Linked DNA regions of Homo sapiens: regions 1 and 3 are each linked to region 2. A link is a loop called in an ENCODE intact Hi-C map of the cell type or tissue named here. Cell type or tissue: CD14-positive monocyte. All regions are shown on one strand. Each heading gives the region's core, and the rest is flanking DNA. Links, peaks and the distances in the headings are about the cores only.

Evidence for each region. Peaks named below come from ENCODE experiments on the same cell type or tissue, not always from the same donor. Only the 100,000 strongest peaks of a DNase experiment are listed, where the experiment ranks them.
Region 1: it touches region 2 in a loop (3-fold over the local background); 5 of 110 quality-filtered maps call a loop at or near these places.
Region 3: a loop joins it to region 2, with 4 times the contacts of the local background. A loop is called at or near these places in 5 of 110 quality-filtered maps.

What each region holds. Positions count from the first base shown.
Region 1 is chr11:78,418,691-78,424,198 of GRCh38, reverse strand. LINC02728 (long intergenic non-protein coding RNA 2728) reads left to right here. Exons shown (of 4, transcript NR_120564.1): 4 at 1-217. Among named protein-coding and RNA genes, the nearest start is that of GAB2, 3.6 kb to the right of the region's middle. RefSeq lists an enhancer at 3,654-3,703. In CD14-positive monocyte, for the core only: CTCF peaks have their summits at 3,458 and 3,661; DNase peaks (open chromatin) are centred at 3,188 and 3,678; H3K4me3 peaks cover 1,750 bases; H3K27ac peaks cover 2,076 bases.
Region 2 is chr11:78,287,536-78,293,732 of GRCh38, reverse strand. The region is part of intron 1 of GAB2 (GRB2 associated binding protein 2); the gene reads left to right. Among named protein-coding and RNA genes, the nearest start is that of USP35, 100 kb to the right of the region's middle. RefSeq lists an enhancer at 3,176-3,470. In CD14-positive monocyte, for the core only: no CTCF peak of the experiment used is centred there; DNase peaks (open chromatin) are centred at 3,312 and 3,922; H3K4me3 peaks cover 1,862 bases; H3K27ac peaks cover 2,500 bases.
Region 3 is chr11:78,425,575-78,431,082 of GRCh38, reverse strand. LINC02728 (long intergenic non-protein coding RNA 2728) reads left to right here and starts at 1,247. Exons shown (of 4, transcript NR_120564.1): 1 at 1,247-1,383; 2 at 3,553-3,774. RefSeq lists an enhancer at 3,769-3,968 and a silencer at 4,374-4,539. In CD14-positive monocyte, for the core only: no CTCF peak of the experiment used is centred there; a DNase peak (open chromatin) is centred at 3,292; H3K4me3 peaks cover 1,885 bases; H3K27ac peaks cover 2,500 bases.

The sequences.
Region 1 (5,508 bases), core at 2,127-4,626, 130 kb before region 2:
GAAAAGTAGGTTAGCGGTTGCCAGCTGATGGGATTGGGGGAATGGAGAGTTGCTAATGGATATGGTGTTTCTTTTGGGGTAATGAAAATGTTCTGGAATTAGATAGCTGTGGTGGTTGTCAAAGTTGATGAATATATTAGAAACCATGAATTATAAACTTTAACATGGTGACTTTTGTGATACGTGAATATCTTAATTAAAAATTAAGTTATATAAACTTATAATTAAATAAGTTATATTAAAAAGAAAGGTAGTAACTACCCCAAACTCATCACTTGGCTAATTACATTTTACTATTGTGTTCTTGGTGTTATTTATGTCTATTGTGTCTTTATGTTGGAAATACTAAATAATGGTGTATTACTGTGTATCTCTTAACTCTGTATTCAAGGACATTAACTTGATAGCTTAAAACTGGCCATGGCTGGCAGAGTATTTATGCCACAACAGTTGGCATATACTGTAAATCAAGGCACCCACCAACACCACCAGGGAGCCAATTTTAAAATATTTGCCAGCACATCATTGGCTATATTGTCGGACAATCATCTTGGGTAATTCTGGTAGAATTATATAGTTAGATGAGGTGAAATCCTGAGGCCTCTAGGTTCCCAGCAAAACAAAGACTAGCAAGCCTGCACAGTTACTATGCAATTTATCAGGTGCAGAAGGAAATGACGTTTCTGGTCATCTGTTGAATAAAGCCACTTTGAGTTCAGGGGACATGGTTTTCTCCAGCTTCACTAGTGTTGCATCTGGTACAAGGGGTTAAGTGCTAAACCCCTGTAGGATTGTCACAGTGAAGCCAGATAACAGAGTAACCGCAAAGAGATTTAATTCTGTAGTCCCACAAAGGAGGGTGTGTAAAGAGTGTACAACAGTGTCAGAGTTTGGAAACCAAGGGTTGACAAAGTTGGTTCTCTGGAATCTGGGGGTACCAGTTAAAAGGTTAAAAGGAGTCATTGTTTTCTGAAACTATCCAAGAGTTACAGCCATGTTTTTTTGTTTTTGTTTTTGTTTTTAAGATTTCGGGGGAATCTTATTTTCTCACATGTTTCTGGAATTTTTCTTTTTTTTTTAATTTAAGTTCCAGGGTACATGTGCAGGATGTGCAGGTTTGTTACATAGGTAAATGTGTGCTATGGTGGTGTGCTGCACCTATCAACCCATGACCAAGGTATTAAGCTCAGCAAGCATTAGCTATTTTTCCTAATGCTCTCCCTCCCCCAACCCCCTACCCACTCACAGGTCCCAGTGTGTGTTTCCCTCCCTGTGTCCTGTGTTCTCGTTGTTCAGCTCCCACTTATAAGTGAGAACATGCGGTGTTTGGTTTTCTGTTCCTGTGTTAGTTTGATGAGGATAACGCCTTCCAGCTCCATCCATGTCCCTGCAAAGGACATGATCTCGTTCCTTTCTATGTCGAGTTACAACCATTTTTAAAAGTGGAACTGCACAGGATTACCTCAGCCTGCTAAGTCCTTCCAGCTAGGCCGTCCCTGTGGGTTTAAACGCAATGTAAAGAAAGTGGATGTTAAGTGTTCTTACCACAAAAATGATAACTATATTAGTTAATGCATTTGTTAGTTAGCTAGATTTAACCATCCCACAGTGTATTTTATGTATTTGTATTTATATTTCAAAACATCATATTGTACATAATAAACACATCGATGTTATCTGACAATTTTTATTAAAAAAAACCACTCCAGCCACTTATAGGTACCTTCACAAATACTATTCTCTGGTTTGTATGGATCAGAGAGTTCTAGATGTTCCAGTAGTCTACAGCCCCAACCTGTCATCCTTTAAGGGTTGGTTCCTTCATTCTCACAATGAACATTTAATGAGCATCTATTCTGTGCTGGTACCATGCTGGGAAGCTCTGGGAATACAAAAATGAGGAAGGGCCAGATGTGGTAGCTCATGCCTGTAATCCCAGAACTTTGGGACACCAAGGCAGGAAGATCACTTGAGCCCAGGAGTTTGAGACCACTCTGGGCAACATAGCAAGACATTGTCTCTAAAAAAATAATAAGTGAGAAAAACACATTCATGTCTTCAAGGAACTCACAATTCCTCGACAAGGAAATATTTGCTGTACAGTGTGATAATCCAATTTATATAAGTGCAGTGTGGATACCAAGAAAAGAGTGAACAACTTTGCTGGAGAATGGGGACAGTCAGTTTTAGGGAAAGAGGTCTTGACGTATGTTCAAGATCTAATTCAAGGTAGGAGTTCTCTCTGCAGAGCAAATAAAAGGAGCCAGCATTGCAGAGTGTGGTTTGGAAGACTACAGCACTTTCTCAAGGATCTTGACAGTCTTTGTTCTTGGTGGATTATGACAACTGATTTACCAGTGTCAGCAGCAAAGTCGTGGGAGCCTAACTGCCACAGAGCCATTAGCACTGATTCTGGTTATTTTCAAAGGAGAAATTGGGAAAATGGGATTGCTCAAGCTTTTCTCTAAGAAAGTTTTTTTTTGTTTGTTTGTTTGTTTTTTGAGACAGAGTCTCACTCTTGTCGCCCAGGCTAGAGTGCAATGGTGCGATCTCAGCTCATTGCAACCTCCACCTCCCAGGTTCCAGCAATTCTCCTGCCTCAGCCTCCCAAGTAGCTGGGATTACAGGTGCCCGCCACCACACCCAGCTAATTTTTGTATTTTTAGTAGAGTTGGGGTTTCACCATGTTGGCCAGGCTGGTCTCAAACTCCTGACCTCAAGTGATTCACCCGCCTCAGTGTCCCAAAGTGTTGGCATTGCAGGCATGAGGCACCGCACCCGGCCAAAAGTTTATTTTCAAAATGTCTCCCACTGGGTATAGTGTCAAGTAACTCTCAGACTATTAGCCACAGACAGGGAGGAAACCCAATTAGGTCTTTAACCCCACCCCATTCCCACTTCCAGATCTCATCCTCAACCAGATGCCCAGAGTTGACTTGAGTAAGTTAAGGTAATTTGATATAGGGAACCATGTGGGCCTCAAGTAACTAGGGGTTAAAGAAGCATACACCTTTATATGCCTGAGAGATGAGTGTCCTGAAAGACACCAGCTGAGGTGGTTCAGCTGGTCACACTGACCTTCGTAAGCAGCACTCAGTTCTGAAATTAACCTGTCAACTAAATTGAAGGGGAGAAAAAGCAGAAGGGCTAGCACACAAACATCCATCCCCACCCCCAGTCCAATCACTGACGTCAGGCCTGGCGTGGGTGGTATTAATCACACAAGCTTGGTGTGCAGTTGAGGACAGCTCTCCTTCCAGCCCTTCAACCCGTTTCTGAAAGCATTCCACCAGCCATGCACCTGCCGCTGGCCACAAACCCTCAACTCCCAGACAGGCACGGATGCAGCGACGGATGTCCCTGACGACACTCAAAGCCACAGTGCACCCTTTAGAACCCCAGGCTTTGTGGGGAGTGGGAGTAGCTATGAGCGGGGGCCAAAGTGGTACCCATGCTCTCCCAGTGTGCATTTCTCTAATCTCTGCAGTGCTCCCTCCTCATAAGATAGTCATTTCCTGAGAATTTAATAAGAATATAAGATTAATGACCCAAAGCACTCTTGGAGCCGGCGATTAATTCCCCCAGGAAATACCAGTGGTCTTTAAACAAAATTGCCTAAATTATGGGCTAGTGATGCATGTCCGCTCAGGGCTTGGGGGTGGGGGGATTGTCACCCCAACTGGTTCCGATAGATGGCGCCTATCTTCATGTAAATCATTCAAATGATTTGTTTTCCATTTTTTTCCCAGCAAAAACCGGGGACCATTTAAACAGACACACACAGCAGGGAGTGGAGAGGACTTAGTAAAAGCCCAGACAGGAACTTTCCGTCCAAGGGTTGTTTCCAGGCCTGGCACGCCTCTCAGGCTCAAAAGACTGAGCCACTCCAGGGTGCAGCCAGGGACTTGAGCAGCAGTCTTGCTTCCTATGCACAGCCCGAGATGGGCACTAGCAGCAAGAGGGACGCAGGGTGGGAGTCCAGCTGAAGAGCACAGTAAAAAAGCCCCTTTCGGCCGGGCTCACGCCTGTAATCCCAGCACTTTGGGAAGCCGAGGCAGGCGGATTACGAGGTCAGGAGATCGAGACCATCCTGGCTAACATGGTGAAACCCCGTCTCTACTAAAAAAAAATACAAAACATTAGCTGGGCGTGGTGACGGGCGCCTGTAGTACCAGCTACTAGGGAGGCTGAGGCAGGAGAATGGCGTGAACCTGGGAGGCGGAGCTGGCAGTGAGCGGAGATCACGCCACTGCACTCTAGCCTGGGCAACAGAGCGAGACTCCGTCTAAAAAAAAAAAAAAAAGCTCCTTTCTTTAACCTTTGGGGAAAGATGGGGGTGTTCAGAGAACCCTTCCCAAAGTCGATACCTGGTGACTGTTGTATTCATATTTCAAGGTCCCTCCTGCCATTGGCCAAACAAGAAACATCAAACTTTTCCATTTCCACATGAAATTGTAAATAACACCATCTTTTCCTAAGCAAACAAAATAAGACTTTAAGGAATTTCTGGCAGAATATGACCTAACCCCCACTAACTCTTGCTAAACAGTCTTCCAGTCTGTGTATTGAATCATGTAACTATCAAAGGATACGTAAGACTACTCTTCTGGGGGAAGATAGGGCATACGTATGCCTGACTTGCATCACAAACCTCAGCTGCAGCCAAACCATGCAGATTTCTCCGACTCTGCAATCTCTGGGACTTGGCACCATGACTCAGATGTGAATGAAGTCAGGATAGTTTTATTTTGGTTGGAAGTCACCGCCTCCTGATTGATTTGGCAGACGTTAAGTGTTGTTTGTCTTACAGGGATTTAAGGTACTTAAAGCCAGAAGTTAAAATGGCCATCATTCTGGTGGTGGCCCTTCATACGTGACTTAAGGATCCCTAAATTGTAAGGTTAAGGGAGCTGTGGTCCCAGCCTACCAGTTCTGGCTTTACTTCCCATCCAGCAGCACACTGGATATTGAAGAAAGTCAGTGAAATGTTAGATCCAGGGGACTGACCGCTAAAACTCCCAGGGTATCTAGAAGAGCTAAGTACGTGGTAGGGGATTCGCTTTTCCAAATTGAGGAGGGTGAACTTCCCCCAACCCAATCAAGATCTTTTGGACCAAATGATGTCCAACTGCTTGAAACAACTCAGCTGCACAGAGACAGAAATAAACAAAACAGCTTTAGTCTGAGGTTGTGTGGGGCACTGCAAGATGCTGCTTCTCCAATTCATCTGTCCACACAGCACGGTTCCCCATTGAATAAACAGGTTACTATCCACTTATCAGAGAAGTTAGGGAGGACCTGCCTTTTAATGCTGCTTAGAGAGACACTTTGTGATGAGAAAAGAGCTCGTACAAAAGATTTTTTTCTCCCCCCTCCCGCTGAAGTGCTGGGGTTGTGTGCTTCCACGTACATCTGGGATACCATTATATTTACAAACAGAGGTCTCATAGCCTGTGTCAATGAGCGGGAACGTTGGGGAATTTGGACCCCAATTTCTTGTTCTTCTGC
Region 2 (6,197 bases), core at 1,927-4,426:
GTTTGAGTAACACAAAACAAAGGTCCTGGAGTTGAATCTTAATGACTCTGAGCTGGCTTGGAACATAACGCTTGTCGCTAAACTGATCACAGTGGCATGTAGGATGAAATGGTGCAAATTGGCTTAATCTAGATTACCATGATCTACTCCTTGAAGCCTATAGTTGGAGTCAGCTTTATATAAAGGATTCTAGGTGATCTTTTGTGTTTATGGTGTCTGTGTACCATCTTACCTGGAATAGAGATTGTGTTAAATTAACAGATCATCTGACTGAGAGGTTTTTTTCCCCCAAAACAGAAGCAAATAAACATTATTTTGTTCCTTTGGTATAACTTTCATTGAACAGTTATATAGTGCTTTGGAAGTATCAAGTCCTGTGCTAAATAAATGCTGGAGATACAAAAGCCCCTGACCTCAGAATGTCATAGTCTTGGGGTAAGAAAAAATTCATTCTGTGCCCGAGGAGCAAATAAGTTCCTTTAGAGTCCGAGGGAAACTGTACTTATCTGCCCTTTCTCAGATGAATGAGTCCAGAACAAATACAGTTAACTATGCTGCTCTCTTCTAGGGGATCTGCATTTGAGGAGTGGAAATAACTTTGGACTAGGAGCTGAGGCCTAGATTCTAGTTGCATTATTGCCATCTGCCATCACCAATTAACTATAAACTTGAATTCATAAACTCTGTGGCCAGTGTTTCTCAAAGTGTAGTGAGCAATTCATCTGCAGTAGCTTCACCTCAAGTTCTTTGTGGGTCTGGACCCACAGAATAAGAAGATCTTGGGCTGTGGTCTCTGTAAGTTGTTTAATCTCTATGAACTTCTTTTTCCTCACCTGTTAAGAGGATCCTATTTACCTTGCAGCATTTGTTAAAGGATTAAATGTGATAATGAGTAGAAAGCACATGGCAGGTAGCAAGAGCTCAGCAAATACACTTTTAAAAATTTCCTCAGAGAGTATAAAGTCTCTATGGTCCAGAGTAGTCGAAGGATTGCTAGAGGAAGGATAGCAAAAAGCCTTTCCTCGCTCAGGAAGTGTGCCTTCAAAAATGTGTAACTGTTACATGACTCCCACTGTACTCTTGTAATGTTTGCTGTTAACTATTATGGGACACGAGACTGGCATAGTAGCTTCGTGTTGAAATATATTAGGATAGACTTGTACATCATATGTTCAGAAGTGAGATCAGATTCCCCTGTGTCTTTGTGTTTGTTTGAGCTAGAACTCAACCACATCACCACCTGAGAGTTGACAGTTGAAAATATTTCTAAACCTCCAGAATCTTCTATCTTCTGCCCTGACTTTGGTATACCAAAGATAACAGAACTCTTCTTTGATGACTAAGGACTTCTCAAGGTCTCAAATCATCTTTTCTGATACCAAATCTCACGTGCCTTGTGGCTAAGGTTGTAGAAGGGGCAAGACATTACTTGGAAGAGGCTTTTGCGAAACTCCTGGAATAGGCGTGTCCTTTTAACTTCCCGCTTTCTGAAGAGGGTAAAACCAAAAACTGCCAGTAAACCTAGAGAATCCTATGAAGTGAGGTTTATGGTTAATCTGAATCTAACTGAGGTTACTGGGTGATACCTATAATTTAAACCTGTTAGGCGGGTATATGAAGAACATAACAGTTGTATCTTCAAAAAGCTCTTTGCCTTATTTTTTAAAAATTCACCAATAACAAAGACTGACTCTCTCTCTCTCACACACACACACACACACACACACACCCCTACACACCTCTTAGTGAAGCTCCCAGGTGGAGATGTGGTTATTCAGAAGAACACATCCCTCTGTTCTAAGAATCTGAGTAATCTGATTAAATGAGGTGTTACCATATCATGTTTTCTTAGTTAAAAAATACATAAGGGGCTGGGTACAGTGGCTCATCTGTAATTCCAGCACTTTGGGATGCTGAGGTGGGAGAATTACTTGAGCCTATGAATTTGACATTAGCCTAGCCAGCATAGTGAGACTCCATCTCTAAAAAAAAAAATTAACTGGGTATGATGGCGCATCCTGTGATCACAGCTAAATGGGAGGCTGAGGTAGGAGGATCGCTTGAGCCTAGGAGGTCGGGGCTACAGTGAGCCATGTTTGCGCCACTGCACTCCCGTCTGGGCAACAGAGGGAGACCCTGTCGCAAAAAAAAAAAAAAAAAAAAAAAAAAAAGAAAAAGAAAAAAGTAAGTCTCTCAAGATAGGGGAGAATAGACCTTAGGTAGTCTCTTGTCCATCTATTGATCTACTCTTTTTTTTTTTTGAGACAGAGACAGAGTCTTGCTCTGTTGCCCAGGCTGGAGTGCAGTGGTGCGATCTCCGCTCACCGTAAGCTCTGCCTCCCAGGTTCAAGCCATTCTTCTGCCTCAGCCTCCCGAGTAGCTGGGACTACAGGTGCTCGCCACCACGCCTGGCTAATTTTTTTTTTTTTTTTTTTTTTGTCGTTTTAGTAGAGACGGTTTCACCGTATTAGCCAGGATGGTCTCAATCTCCTGACCTCGTGATCTGCCTGCCTCGGCCTCTCAAAATGCTGGGATTACAGACGTGAGCCACCACGCCCAGCCTTGATCTACTCTTTGAGCCCTTCTTCTGTCACACTCCCCAACCTTCCCACCCTTTGTTTAGGCCAGGAGTCAACAAACAAATCCTGCCACCACTTCTTTTTCTAAGCAGTTTTATTGGAACACAGCCATGCCTGTTTGCTTATGAATTGTGTATGGTTGCTGTCATGCCACTATAGAACTGAGTAGTTATGACAGAGAAAATATGACCTGTAAAACCCAAAATATTTGCTAACATCCTTAACAAAGTTTGCTGATCCCTCACCTTGCCTCTTTCTTCAAAATCTCCAGTGTTGAGTATTCTCCAGTTTCCAAGAGACCTGCTTTGGACCACTCATTTAGAAAGTTCTTACGTTCTAAAAAAAATAAAATTTGGTTTTCCGTAGACTGCTCCTGCTGGTACTTGTTCAACTTGAGTATGTTGAGTAACTAAAAATAAATCAAATCGCTCTTCCACATATTGGCGGCCCTTTATATCTTAGAACAACACTATGATCATGACTCCAGGCAGAATCTTGCAGAATCCTGGTGTGATAAACTTTCACGGGCCTTCATTGTCACCAGAAGGGAGCATAACACTCTTGCACAGCTAAATTGTGGCCCACCTAGGTTTTCTGGGCGCCAAGAGCAATAAGAGGAAGTTATAGCCTCATTCTACATGCTTGAAGACCTTGAGATCTAACCCAAAGGATAGAGACAGGTTCATGTGACATGTACTGTCTGTTCAACAGCTAGGAGTGATGCAACTTCCAGGTCATATGTACCCACACTTTGTGGTCTTGATGGTTGTGAAATGGTTTGTTTTCTGACAGAAGGAAAACAGTCACTTCTATTTCATCAGAGATGGGAGTGGCATACCCTTGATCCTAGACACAAATTCTTTTTTCCAACTTTCTTGACAGTAGACCCTATCCATATACTTCTTTAAGCCCCACTGTTAAGTAAAGTGACTTTCATTGTCTTTTGTCTCCGTTATTACTACCCTAATTTAGATTGCCATCTTCTCTCACCATTGCAGACTATCGCAACAGCTTCTTAATTGTTTTCTTGTCTCTTATTTTTTATTTTTCTGGTTTGTCTCCCGCACTTTGCCAGATGAGAGCACAGCATTGGTTAACATTTCTCTGCTGATCTATACTCTTCAATGGCTCCCCGTTACAAATAAAGGAAAGATGAAACTTCTTAGGGTGGCATTCAAGGCTTTTCAGGACCTCCAAACTCTTCCTTTCCTCCCTCTTTTCCATATTGAGAAGACTGTGCCATATTCTCTGAACCTATTTTATCTGTTCCCATGCCCAGGCCTTGGTCATTGGTCATACTGTATGTTGTATTTAAAAAAAAAAAAAAAAAAAAAAAAAAGGTCCTGTTCTTCCTTTCCAAAACCGCATATCAAACCCTACCTTCCTCATTGTTTGTGTTCATTGCTCCTTCTCTCTCGTGCATGTTTGCTTTCTCTCATGCTGTTTCTCTCTCTTAACCCTGAAAGTTTGATTCCCTGCTTCAGTGGTCTACTAGCGTATTATGTCTTTTTTTATGGTGCTTACAAAAAAATCTTCTAGTTTTAGGGATATATATTAATGTCTTAACTTCCTGAAACTTTGTAAATATTGTAAGTTACTTCAAAGGAGTATTTTTGGGCCTTGCCTCTTTATCTGTCAAAGCATTCAACACATTTTGTGTTTGTTTTTACTGAATTCTATACAAGGAGCTTGTTGATTTCTCATGAAATGTACCTTAGATCCCAAAGATTTTCACCTTTTTTTCTAAACGTTTTATAGTTTTACATTTTACGTTTAAGTCCATGATTCATTCTGAGTTAGTTTTTGTATAAGATGTGAGACTTAGATTAAGGTCTTTACTCCCCTATGGATGCTTGATTGCTTTGGCACCATTTCTTGAAAAGGCCTTTTCTTTTCTTTTTTATATTAAAATTTTTAGTAGAGACAGGGTTTTGCCATGTTGGCCAGGCCAATCTCGAACTCCTGGCCTCAAGTGATCCACCTACCTTGGCCCCCCAAAGTGCTGGGATTACAGGCACGAACCATGACAACTAGCTGTTTTCTTGATTGAATTGCTTTTACACGTTTGTGAAAAATCAGTTGGGCATATTGTGAGGGTCTGTTTCTGGGTTTTCTGTTCTAATCCATTGTTCTTCACTTGATCTTAGCCAAACGGCCAAGAATTGATCTATTCCACTTTTCTGTGTCTGTCTCTTCGCCAGTGCTACACAGTCTTGATTGTTGTAGCTATATAATAAGTCTTAAAATCTGGCAGACTGATTCTTCCCATTTTATTTTTCAGAATTATTTTAGCTATTGTGCTTCCTTTGCCTTTTCATATACATTTTAGAACAATCTTACGTACATCTACAGACATTCTTGTGGGATTTTGATGGGAATTGTGTTAAATCTGTACGTCAGTTTGGGGAGATGCACCAAGTCGAGTTGTCCAATCCATGAATATGGTATGTCTCTTCATTTATTTAAGTCTCCTTTGATTTCTTTCATTAGCTTTGTATAGCTTTTAGCATACATGCCCTGCACAGCGATTTTTTTAGATTTATACCTTTTCAATTTTTAAGAACAATTATAAATGGCATTGTATTTTTATTTTATATGCCTGCATATTCATCGCTAGTTAGAAGTAAATTGATTTCTGTATGATTATCTTGTATCCTGTGACCTTGCTGAACTCACTTATTCGTCCTGAGAGTTTTGTTGGGTTTTGTTGTAGATTTTTTGTGTTTTTTCTTTTTCTTTCTTCTTCTTCTTCTTCTTTTTTTTTTTTTTTTCTTTGAGATGGAGTCTCACTCTGTTGCCCAGGCTGGAGTGCAGTGGCACCATCTCAGCTCACTGAAACCTCTACCTCCTGGGCTCAAGCAATTTTCCTGCCTCACCCTCCCTAGTAGCTTGGATTACAGGTACCCACCACCATGCCTAGCTAATTTTTGTATTTTAGTAGAGATGGGATTTCACCATGTTGGCCAGGCTGGTCTTGAACTCCTGACCTCAAGCAATCCACATGCCTCGGCCTCCTAAAGTACTAGGATTACAGGCATGAGCCACTGTGCCCAGCCACGATTTTTCTATATAGATAATCATGTCCTCTGCAAACAGGGACCATTTTTTTTTCTTCCTTTCCAATCAGTATACCTTTTATATATGTTTTTTGCTTTATCACCTTGACAAGAACTTCCAGCAATATGTTGAATAAGAGTGATAACAGTGGCTGGGCACGCTGGCTCACACCTGTAATCCCAGCACTTTGGGAGGCCAAGGCAGGTGGATCACTTGAGGCCAAGAGTTCAAGACCAGCCTGGCCAACGTGGTGAAACCCCATCTCTAATAAAAATACAAAAATTAGCCAGTGTGGCAGTGCACACCTGTAATCCCAGCTACTTGGGAGGCTGAGGCACAAGAATCACTTGAACCCAGGAAGCGGAGCTTGCAGTGAGCCAAGATTGTGCCACTGCACTCCACCCTGAGCAACAGAGTAAGACTCTGTCTCAAAAAAAAAAAAAAAAATGATAAGAGCAAATGTCCTTGCCTTATTCCTGATCTTAGGAAAGAGGATTCAGTCTCTCAAATCTAAGTATAGGCCAGGTTTGCTGGTTCACACTTGTAATCACAGCATTTTGG
Region 3 (5,508 bases), core at 2,127-4,626, 140 kb before region 2:
TAGATACATGGTGAGCCTGTGTAACAAAGGTTTTTTTTCTGCAACAGGTGCCCATGTACACAGCTGGAACTGTATTTTGCCGAACCTGAGCCATCTACAACTGTGATTCTTTGATTCATAACTTTCTCTACACACTAGCTCAATAAGAATTGCTGGTTTGCCATTTTCCTAGGAACCTAGTTTTGAAAAATCTTGGAAAGAAGATAATTCTTCCCGTTTATGATATATGAACTACTCCCCTCTGTATTTCTCCTGATTCCTAGTAATTTACCTATTGTAGCTTCACTGAATAGGAACTCACTATCTTAATAGAGATCTTTTATTTATTTATTTATTTATTTATTTATTTAGAGACAGGGTCTTACTCTCTCACTCAGGCTAGAGTGCAGTGACGTGATCACAGCTCACTGCAGCCTCAGCCTCCCAGGCTCAAGTGATCCTTCTGCCTCAGCCTCCCACGTAGCTGGGACCACAGGCACAAGCCACCACACCCAGCTAATTTTTGTATTTTTTGTAGAGACAGGGTTTTGCCATGTTGCCCAGGCTGGTCTTGAACTCCTGGGCTCAAGCAGTCCTCCCACTTTGGCCTCTGAAAGGGCAGGGATTACAGGCATGAGCCACTGTGCCTAGCCTTATTTTTTGGAAACGGTCTTGCTTTGTCGCTCAGGCTTAAGTGCAGTGATGTGTACATGGCTCAATGCAGCCTCGACCTCCTGGGCCCAAGCAATCCTCAGCCTCCCATGTAGCTGGGATCACAGGTATGTGCCACCACATCTAGCTAATTTTTTATAGAGACAGGGTCTCACTTTGTTGCCCAGGCTGGTCTTAAACTCATGGGCTCAAGTAGTCCGCTTCCCTCAGCCTCCCAAAGTGCTGGGATTACAAGTTTGAGCCACCACACCCAGCCAAGAAGTTTTTCTCTCCTCAGAGAGCTCTGGTTGTTAGAAACTTCTACCTGAGAATAAGGAAACCTGTCTCTCTGTATCATGCAAATGGAATAAAATAGAAACACAACTCCTCCTGTTTTCCAGTATAGAACCTCTAACTGCTCAGGTGGACTGTCTGTCCTTCCCTGAAGTGCTGCACCCCTCTGTTATTCATCAGGTCGTGTGTCCTTATAATGGGCATTTCTATTGGTACATAAAAGCTTCCCTCTCCTGTTCACTCAGCTGCTACCCAAGTTTCCTGTGATACCAATCTTAGAAGAGCTTTCAAGTCTCCACTGCCTCCTTCCTATCTGCCTTACAGCCTGTGGTGGTTGCCGAAGAACTTTAATTACAGTGTCAGAGTGTTCAGGGACAGTCCCAACTCCCTTCATGTGAGGATTGCAGAAATGGGCTTGGATCGTATACAGACAGCGTTATGAGGCATTGCTGAAGAACAGTAAGTTCTTACACAGAAGTTGTCAACTAATATATGCATTTTCTTTGCCATACCCCAAGAGGCAGGAGCTGATTCCTATATAGTTAGGATATAGCTGACCAATGTTCTCTTTAAATGTAATTTCCATCTGCCACATTTTAAATTACAGGTTTTTGCATCAGGAAACTGTTGGGTCCAATTATTTGGTGCCTTGGAAAGGGCATTAAATGCATAGTGAGAAGATCCTGGTTTAATCTGACATTCCACTTACTAGGTGTAGAAGCTTGAGCAAGTTAATTAATCTTTGAGTCTGTATACCCAGCTGCAAAATGAGGATAATGCTTATCTTACAGAGTGTTGTGAAAGCAATGAAGATTGTGTGAAAGGGTTTCATAAACTGACAAGCACTGCACAAATGTAAGGTCCCCTAAGGAAAACCTTTTCAAAACTCAAAATCTATATGAACAGAGATACTTATTCATGTTGGGTGGAATGTTTTACAGCCATTAAAAATTGTAAGAGAAAATATATTGAAAAATACAATCTAAAATGGTGAGTTTGCAATTACAACAGTGTAAAACCTGTGTACATAGACTAGAATATGGAAAAAATGGATTACAGGGTAGTGGAATTGAGTGACTTTTGCTTTAAAGACTCTTAGGTATATTAGGTGTATTCAGTTTAGTTCAATAAACTTTTATTGAGCTCTCACTCTCCCAATCCCCGTGCTAGATTCTATGAGTGCTGAGACAAATAGGACATACTCCCTGCTCTCAGAGACTCCCATTCTGTACAGTCTTGTCAAAGTTTACTGTGTATGTGAATCACTGCGGAGCGTATTAAAAATTCACATTATCTTACTCCCACCAGAAGATCTGATTCAGTAGGTCTGTGATGGAACTAGCTCACAATTTACATTGTTTTAAACAGTCACCCTGAGTAATTCTAGTGTAAGTATTTTAATTCTGTACTGAGAAACCTGCAGTGAGATTTTAATATTTTTACACTAAACGGTAAGTAATAATTATACAAATCTGCTCATTGAAGAAGTTACCTGTTTTCTCTGCATGCTTGAGCTGGTTTTTATGTGTCTCTATCAAGGATGGGAAGGCCAGCCTGCAGTGATACCCCTTGGAACCCTTGCAGTGTAGAAACTACCACACCTCTCAACTTTTATCTCTTTTCCTCACTCCATTTCTCCCCACCACTTCTCCTAATGTTTTCTTCTTTCTATGCAAGTGTTAATCTCCCACTCTGGTTCCTTCTATGCCTAGTACTGTATCAACATCCAGGTGCTTCCCCTTCCTTTCTCCACCCCACCCCCCAGCCAGATATGTCAATTGTATTGAAAACAACTTACATCTAGTTTACTAAGTACAAACTTGTGCTGGTTAATGCTTCTCAAAAAGTAGGAGTGGGCTGTTTGTTGAGATCAACAATCATTTTTTTAAAAATCCGATATGGAAATTTTTGTGTCAAGTTTCACTGTCATTTAGTTCTTGACTGATTTTCTTCTGATGGGTTAGTAGCTCTCAACAGAAGATTTTAAAAGTCCCCTGCTCAGGTACCTGTCCTGCCGATAGAGCTGGGGTGTACCCTGCACCCTGACTCAACATTGCTTGTCTCCACATGCCTGTAAATGGGCTTGGGTGGCTTTCTCAGGCTACACACCTGTCACTTCTTAGTCACCCAGAATCAAAATATTAACAGCTCTGATCACATTTTCTGAACCTATGAGGCTTTATTTCAAGAGTGGTGACACTCCAAAATGCAGCTAGGATTTCCGCATTTTCACGTGTTAGTGTTGAAATCATTTTTACTTCAGGAAACCAAGGGTTGGACAATGGCTTCCAGACTTTCTCCTTTCGTTATGCTCCTTCAGCGCCTTATGCAAATACCGGTTGTCTTATGCTGCCATTCGTCTCCTCTGCCAGAATGTGAGGTCCGCGACAGCAGGGATAAGAATGCATTCATTTTTATATCTGCAGTGCCTTGGAGAGTGTCTGACACATAGTGGGCACTCATTTAGAAACCACCAATTGAATCATTAAGGTGACCAAAAACAGGGTGGGGGAAATACGTCCATCAGACAACAGGGAAATATTTCTTAAAAAAAAAATTTCCCAAAACTAGCTTTTCCCTCCTTATGTGTCTGAAATATCTCATAAAATTTTAAACTATCCCTTTCAGCACAAATCTGCCTGGAGCTGTTTCCTGAACACAGGACCAAAAGGCAGGAATCAAAAGTAGTAATGAGTTTAGTTATCTGTCTGTTACTGAAGGTGACTTCTAGGGCATCCTCCTGGCATTGCTTCTGGAATACAGTGACTTAGACTTATTCGGAAGAACATCTCTATGCTGTTCATCACATCGCCAGCACCTAGCCCTGTGCCTGTGCATAGTAAATGCTCAGTAAGTATTGTTGAATGATTGTATTAAATTGAGAAGAAATTCAGAAGCTAGTCCCAAATGAATTTAATTGCTCAGATTTTCAGTTAGTGGTTTTCCCCAACTTGCTCCCTTAATCTAGACAATTTTACTGCCTCCAAATTGAAGGTAGCTACTATTTATGTCATCGAATTTAACAAATGTTAACTTATGTCTATTCTGTGCCTATCTGTGGGCTACCCAAAATTAAACCTAACCTCATGTAGTTTCAGTCCCCATACAGTTGGTTCATAATTCTCAGTGCTCCCACAGTCCTTTGAACATACCTCTTATAACATTGCCCAAATACTACTGGAGATACCTGCCTATTTCTCTCCCCAGAAAGACCCTGAAATTCTGAAGAACCTAGTCTTATCTTGGTATTCCTATGCTGAACTTGAAGTAGTAGGTTCTCAGAAAATCCCTGCTGAGACTTGACTAACTTGTACATAAATAACCATTCCCTAGTAACATGTGTTTGAATAGAAATATATTTTGTATTTGAATAGAAAGAAACATATGGTTTTCTAAGTATATTCCTAATTTAAAGGGATACTAGGGGAAAGAAACAAGATTGGTTTTTGTGTCTCTATTAAACACCTTCCAAGGTGTCTTACTTAGTTATCAAACCTGTCCTTTTTCTGACAATTCCCCTACCCCTGTCCTGGCCAGTGGGTCCCTAGCAGACATCCTGGGGGCCAGAGCTTCCTTTGCTGATTGGTGTAGGGATGGACACCTGATCCCAAATAGACCAGTTTCACCTTCTCTTGGGAAATTGGGGTTGAGGACACTGGAGAGTCTGGACTGGTTGCTTGAGCCAGGAACACATAAACTTAGGAGCCAGTGGGTATAACCATGTACCCAGAGAGACAGAGAAAGCAGTCTTCAGAGAAAGAAACGAAGGCAAAATGTTCGGAGGTGAGGGAGACATGCAAAATGGATGCCTGGTTTTTGCCATGTTTATTCCCTGGTTGCTACTCTTTCTGAGGCCAGATTATTCAACTTTTCCATGGGTTCCACGGGAGATAACTCACTTACCATCTCCATTGGATCGTGAGTGAGTTTGAAATGAGTATCTGCTTTCACAACTAAAAGAAGTCAAATTAATATACTGTGTGACTTACAGAAGGAATTCTCATTACTTTTTAAGTCTCATTACCTTATAATCACATCTACATATCCCAGAATATATGTCAATCAGGAATTACTTAGATGGGAAATTCCTGATAAAATAAGATGCAGTAGGAGGGTAAGTGGCTTCTTTGCTTTTCAAATTTTTTAATAATCTAAGTCACAAAAACAGAAAGCAAATAAATGGAGGCTTATTTACAGAGGGGATTGGACACGTCAGACCTTTTTTGGAACCACACAATTGGATTTAAAAGATTTTGAAGAACCAACACATTTGGCAGCTTCCCAAACCATCTATTTTTGAAGATTCTGCTTTCCAGAACTGTATTAAGAATGGCCCTTGTCATGGGCGTTAGCTGTGTTTCAGGCTAGCCAAAACTAAAAACTGGAAGAGACTAAATAAGTATGTGTGCATGTAGAGCAGCCCAGACCCTGCAAGTGGACTGACCATAAACAATGATGGCCAAATCTATGAAAATAAGATAAAGACCTTGCTCTTCAGAAACAGTGCCAGATGTGTTCAGAGCTTTGTATACCACACTCTTTCAGCCCTGGTATGCCACACCGTGAATTTAGTGTTCACTTACA